Linked DNA regions of Homo sapiens: region 1 is linked to region 2. The links are chromatin contacts, found by Hi-C in ENCODE. All regions are on one chromosome and are shown on one strand. The core of a region is the stretch at or near the end of the contact, and the rest is flanking DNA. Distances in the headings are between cores, read along the strand shown.

Region 1 (3,277 bases), core at 114-2,613, 6.7 Mb after region 2:
TTATACATCTATCTCTGTATATATGTGTAAGTATACTGAAAATGAGTTCCCAGAATTAGAATGGACAAGTCAAAGGGCATACAGATCTTAATTTTGTTAAATTCCATCAAACTGTTTTCTATTATAGCCCCAAGAAGTTCCCCTTGACTGTTTCCTTACATCCTCATATTGTTTTATGAGTCCTAATAATTAAATATCCCTTTGTTGTGTGTTGCCCTTATATTTCCCATTGTATGTTTGATGTTGTTTTTCTCTTACTATATAAAAGTTTTAGATTGTTAGGTAGTGACATTTATCAATCTTTTTGCTTATGAGAGTTTCCAAATTTCCTGACATGCTTCGAAACACCTTCTCACAATGAAACATAAATACATAAATTCATCCATAAATGCATAAATGAGACAGATCTGTAAATATTGATAGAAAACAACTGGACACACAGTCTTAAGTGTAAAAGCCAATCACAGAAGAGTATGCACAATGTTACAGGTGTAACTACATATTTGCGTATGTCTAAAACACCTGTGGAAGGTGGCCTGGAGATGGGGAGAAATGGGTAGATGGAGGATTTTCACTCTTCATTCTTTTTACTATTCGAACTATTTTTTTATGTATTATCTATTCAAATGAAAATGTTTAAATCTTATTGTTTAAAAAGCAACCTCTATCATGTTTGCATACAAAAAAGTCTCCCTTTTCACCTACATTTCATTCCCTACCATTTAAAGCTTAACACATTTAGAATGTAGTATAATTAGTGAGGCAGGGATCCAGTATTGCCTTCTACCAAATAGATCTGTTGAATTTTTAGGTTTGTTAAGAGGCAAAGACCAAGGGTGGAGAGGAAGGAGTGAGAGTGCCAGGTGAGGAAAGTCTAAAATCTCTCGACTTAATATGAGAATGGTGGCCACGGAAGGCTAAGAGTCTCTAGTGCCAGGTGTGGGTTATACACACATCTTCTATGCAATTACCGTGACAAGCACCCAGGGTGTGAGGTGAGGTGTACCTCCTAGCTTGATGCTGCTGGTTCAAGTCCCAAATCAGAGAGGGGAAGCCAAAAAAGGAGCCGAGAAAGATGAGATGCTTCGCACGGTTTTTAAAGTAAAGTCGGAACATTCCTGACCGACTAGGCAGCCCCAGGCGCTCAGGTGGGAATCACTGCCCAGCACACAGAACCCAGAGTCCAGCGCGGCTGTCACCGGCTCTAGGCTGGATCTAAGCGTCGGACCAGGAGGCCGCAGTCAAAATCTGTTCTCCTACCTGTGTACGAAACCAAACTATTCTCGTCGAAGTGCTTTCCCAGGCTCCTAAGACGCAGCTTCCATACTCGCCGCGTTCTCAGCTGTTGGTCGTATCCTAGCAACGGCCCTGGCACCACCTCTTCCTGCCGGAGCACGGCAGGGGTGGGAAGGAGAGGAGCCAGAGGCGGGTGGGGGGGAGGAGCCAGAAGAGGGCAGCGGGGAGGGGCCGGGAAGGAGGAGCGCGGCAGGGTAGGGGGAGGAGCCAAAGACTGGGGGCGGGGCCGGGAAGGAGGAGGGCGGCAGAAGAGAAGGGGATGAGCCAGAGGCGGGGAGGTGGGGCCGGGAAGGAGGAGTGCGGCAGGAGAGAAGAGGAGTAGCCAGAGGCGGAGGGGCGGTGTCGGGAAGGAGGAGCGCGGCAGGAAATAAGGGAAGGAGCTAGAGGCGGGCTGGGGGCCGGGGTCTGGAAGGAGGATCGCGGTAGGGAAGAAGAGGAGCCAGAGGAGGGGGATGGGGGCTGCAAAGGAGGAACGCGATAGGGAAAAGGGGGAGGAGCCAGAGGCGAGGGGGCGGGGAGAAGAAACATGGCAGGAGAAAGGGGAGGAGCCAGAGGCGAAGAGACAGGAAGAGGGACGCGTCAGGGAGAAGGGGAGGAGTCAGAGGCGAGCGGGCGTGGAGGAGGGAAGCGGCAGGGAGAAGGGGCGGGGCCAGAGGCGAAGGGGCGGGGAGGAGGGACGCGGCAGGGAGAAGGGGAGGAGCCAGAGGCGGAGGCTGTTACCAACTGGCTACCTAGATCCAAGTGAATCAGGACACTAACTTCTCTCCAAGATCTTTTACACTTGTGAAACGGCACAGCTCTCTAAACCAAACACTGACAGCAGTTTAATTTTACAGATATAAAAAAAATCCGAGTCAGAGAAATCATCACGATGAAGTCAGAGGCGAGAAACTGTCAGGTGCCTACTTGCTTTTGTTAAACTAACAACTTGGCTCTCAGCTTCCTGGCAGCCAAAGAGAAAAGGGAGATAGTAGCTATCAAATAATTCTGCTTAGAAGAACTTTTGTTAATCACTAAATTAGTTAATAAACTAAATTTTGTCTAACAACAAATTCTTTTTTTTTTTTTTTTTTCTAGTGTATACAGAGTCTTGCTCTGTCGCCCAGGTTGAAGTGCAGTGGTTCGATCTCGGCTCAATGCAACCTCTACCTCCCTGGCTCCCGCGATTCTCCTGCCTCAGCCTCCTGAGTAGCTGAGATTACAGGCGCCCGCCACCACCCCCGGCTAATTTTGGTATTTTTAGTAGAGATGGGGTTTCACCATGTTGGCCAGGCTGATCTGGAACTCCTAGCCTCAAGCAATCCGCCTTCAAAAGTGTTGGGGATTACAGGAGTGAGCCACCGCGCCCGGCCTATCAATGAATAAGAAAACTTTTAAAGAACCACAGGATAGTATTGGAGGTCAAGTCAAGTATGTTCCTCTTGGAAATTTAGTAACAAACTACATGTTGCTATCTCATAATAGCAGCTAACATTTATGAAGTATTCATTGTCATGAGGCACCGTACATAGATTTCTAATTTAATCCTTACAACGATTTTATTAGGGAGAAACTGCTATTAGACCCATTTTGTAAATGAGAAAACTAAGGCACACAAAGTTTAATGAGGGAACCAGGATTAAACCTAAGCAATCTAACTCCAGGTCCCAGATTTTTTAACCATTACAGTACTGTTTAATTTGATTTGATATGTTAAAAGGATTAATAAAATTAATACAGGTCCATTCCCTTATTCATAAATGTTCATTGTCTTCATTTATTTCTTTATACTGTTCTGCTGAAATTGCACTCTCATCTCCCCAATAACTTTGTAATATCCAATGCCATTTTTTTCAGTCATCCCATTTTAAAATATATTTTTACTAGAATAGTGAAATATATATTCAGATAAAATTGGCTTTGTTTTAATAATGATCAGTAAAAGTAAATTCATTTTAATCATTTCCACACATTCATGAAAAGTAAAGGGGAAAAATGGGCA
Region 2 (3,326 bases), core at 194-2,693:
CCTTCCCCAACTGTTTTTGTTTTTTTTTGTTTTGCTTTTTGAGACAGAGTCTTGCTCTGTCACCCAGGCTGGAGTACAGTGGCGCGACCTCGGCTGACTGCAACCTCCGTCTCCCGGGTTGCAGGGACAGGGACAACCTCCGCCTCTCGGGTTGCAATGACTTCTGCAACTCTCCTGCCTCAGCCTCCCGAGTAGCTGGTATTACAGGTATGCGCCACCACGCCCCGGATAATTTTTGTATTTTTAGTAGAGACGGGGTTTCTTCATGTTGGCCAATCTGGTCACGAACTCCTGACCTCAGATGATCTGCCCACGGAGGCCTCCCAAATTGCTGGGATTACAGGCCTGAGCTACCGCGCCCGGCCCCAACTGTTCAATATATGTTTGTTTAATGAGTAGAAAATGAGCTTCTTGAGTATGGAAGTTTCTCTTTTTATTTCAACAGTTTTGGAATACAGGTGGATTTTTGGTAACATGGATAAGTCCTTTAGCGGTAACTTCTGAGATTTTAGTGCACCCATCACCTGAGCAGTGTACCCTGTACCCAATACGTAGTAATTTATCCCCTCCCCAGTCCCCAAAGTCCATTTTATCATTCTTATGCCTTTGAACCCACATAGCTTAGCTCCCACTTATAAGTGAGAACATAAAATATTTGGTTTCCCATTCCTGAGTTACTTCACTTAGAATAATGGCCTCCAGCTCCTTCCAAGTTGCTGCAAAAGGCATTATTTCGTTCCTTTTTATGGCTGAGTAGTATTCCATGGTGTATATACCCACATTTGCTCTATCCACTCATTGGTTGATGGACACTTAGGTTGGTTCCATCTCTTTGCAATTGCGAATTGTGCTGCTATGAACATGTATGTCTAGCTTGCTTTTTTCCCCCTCAACACTGTATCCCCAGAGACTAACACAGTGCCCCGCACCCCGTTAAAGAACCAAAAAATATTTGTTGGATGAATAAAGGAGTATATCAAGAGCAATCTTTCAATTATGGAGAGGGTCGTGATGTGTATTTTAATGAAAGCCAACTATCTTCTCTAATATTTGAAAAAACAATGTTTAAAAGGCTTCTATTTGTACACCTTTTCACATTTTAGCTGGCAGAGTTCAGGACTTGATGGAAACATAACGAAGGGCTCAGAATGTACTCATCGCAGACTGAGCCCATATGGTCACAGTGGGGAGAGCACGCTGCACTCAAGATGCTAGCAAGCCTGCAGCAGGCGGCCCAGCGAGACACGGTCCCCCGCCCGGCCACCAGGCGCCCGCGCACGCGCACAGCCGCGCTCAGTCCGCGAGGGCCGGGTCGAGGGAGGCGGGGCTCCCGGGGTGCGCGTGCGCGGCGGCCTGAGCGGCGGGCCCCTCCCTTAGCGGGGGCGCGCGGCGCTGAGGACCGCACGGAAACGGGGAAGTCAGGTGGCCGCTGCCGCCGCCGCCGCCGCGGTTTGTCGCCAGAAGGAAGATGGCGGATCTGGAGGAGCAGTTGTCTGATGAAGAGAAGGTAAGAGTCGCGGGGGCGACGGCGCGGGCTGTCAGGAGCCGGCTCAGCCCGGGCGGGTGGGCCCGGAGTCTGGTCGCGGGGGAAGGGCATTGGCCCGCAGCTGGCCTTGCCCTCGGCTGCCCTTCCTCCCCCATCCTTACTGCGCCCAGTGCCTGCCCCTGTCCGTCACCCGAGGCCCCGCGCGGGGGCAGGTCTCTGCCAGGCCTGCTCGCTCCGCTCCTTGTAGGGTGTGTACTCCGAAAATAGGAAGCGGGAGCCGGGCGACGGCGGGCGGGGGCGCGGGCGCGGGGGAGGGCGGCGGCTGCCCAGGACCCTCTCCTGCTGTCGGGCCGCGGGGCCTCCGCCGGGGCCGGGGACCGGGGACCAGGGACGCAAAGGGGTTTGCGTCCGTGCGTGGGAGCGGCCCAAGGGCAGTGCCCAGCGCGGCGGCCTGGCCTGTGAGTGTAGCGGCGGGTGAGGGGAAGGGAAAAATCGCTTAGGAAGCAGACCTTCACTTCTCCCTTCTACTTCCCCCTCCTCAAAGCAAAATGCTTCCTTTTCTGATCCTCTACGGTTTATCCTTTTTTTTCCCTTTCCCCATGGAGGCATCTCTCCCTCCTTCTCTCTTTCCTTTCGTGGCTCTAGCAGTAAGCTTGCAGCTCCCATGTTCCCCAGGAGGCAGCGGAGTTGCTCACAAAAAGACGACCCCCTCCCCATAGTTGTTTTCTGCCCACGTTGGCAGCAGCCCCCCCCCGGGGGTCGATTTGGTGGCACCTCACTTTCCTGCTAGGACTTCTTCCGAAGAGGGGAAAATGTGCAACTCCTTTTACTGTATATTAGATGCTGTGACAGCAATGGAACCAGATGAACGACTTAAGTTCTCAGATATTTAAAACGAGTAATGGAATAATTCATTGAACTGCTGCTCTCTTAATTCGCCCCTTTCGTTTGGCTTTTGGGAACGTCCCATTCCCGAGGGTGGTGGGGTAGGGGAGAACCCTGCTAATTTTGACTGTTTCTCGGAAAGGACCCTTAGAAGTAACTGACAGAACATAGGAATGAGTTAGTTGCAGGGTTGGAAATGTCCACTCTTCGTTAAAGAGTGCTTCATTTTTAAATTTCAAAGCCAGTGCAGGAAAATACAGGTACATTTAGGTATGTTGTGGTGTTTAAGAAATCTTCATGTAAGTCTGAGGATATTTTCATTTAGGACCCTCTGCTCTAGATGTTTTTATATGCTGTGTTCTTGCACCGAAATAGAAGGTTCTGTCCCATTCCCAATGTGAATGGTCAGAAGTCAGCCTCATCTTTATTTTCGGAAATCTTTTTTTCTCTTGTGTTCTTCGGTGAAAGTGATAATACAACAACAAAATGGGGGCGAGCAACGTCTCCATAGCCCACAGACCCAGTAGGCAGATCCCCGTATCCACAAAAGTTGCTGTACAGTATTCAATGTATAATCTTGATAAATAATCCTATTTTATTTAGGTGACTGAAAGTGTACAGGAGTGCACAAACATATTTAAAATTGAGGCGTGCTAAAAAGCTTAAAAAGAGATTGTCGTGTTTTTATTCTACCATTCTTAAGTGATGATTAGTAGCTCAAGTGGCTAGAAATCTAGCTGAAGAGAGACTACTCGGTGTGGGAGTTAATATAGACCTGCCATGTGTTGTAAAGGCCTAAAATAAAAAAGTTTTTTAAAAATGAGATAACAAGATGCCTTATTATCTGGCACTCTCAGGGCACTAAGCTTCATAAAGAGGAATGAGGAGGTTGTGTGTCTTAAAGCCTGTGCCGCCTAGTAGCAAAATGTTTTATGGTTAAATGAATGAAAATTCT

Evidence for each region. Hi-C counts contacts between places; a loop is a spot of excess contacts on that map. Pooled maps may share reads with other maps.
Region 1: a loop to region 2 is called in a map of CD8-positive, alpha-beta T cell, with 32 times the contacts of the local background. The contact joins the promoter of IQUB here to the promoter of CAPZA2 in region 2. A Hi-C loop is called at or near these places in 2 of 168 maps with a recorded cell type or tissue (CD8-positive, alpha-beta T cell and naive thymus-derived CD4-positive, alpha-beta T cell) and 7 of 50 pooled maps.

The regions. Positions count from the first base shown.
Region 1 is chr7:123,533,232-123,536,508 of GRCh38, forward strand. It overlaps IQUB (IQ motif and ubiquitin domain containing), which reads right to left and starts at 1,364. Exons shown (of 13, transcript NM_178827.5): 1 at 1,261-1,364. LOC124901740 (a long non-coding RNA gene) reads left to right here and starts at 1,300. Exons shown (of 2, transcript XR_007060507.1): 1 at 1,300-2,194; 2 at 2,374-3,028. RefSeq lists silencers at 1,431-1,660, 1,681-1,830, 1,911-2,040 and an enhancer at 2,111-2,250.
Region 2 is chr7:116,861,144-116,864,469 of GRCh38, forward strand. CAPZA2 (capping actin protein of muscle Z-line subunit alpha 2) reads left to right here and starts at 1,444. Exons shown (of 10, transcript NM_006136.3): 1 at 1,444-1,507. The coding sequence starts at 1,469. RefSeq lists enhancers at 1,062-1,111, 1,063-1,825 and a silencer at 1,192-1,931.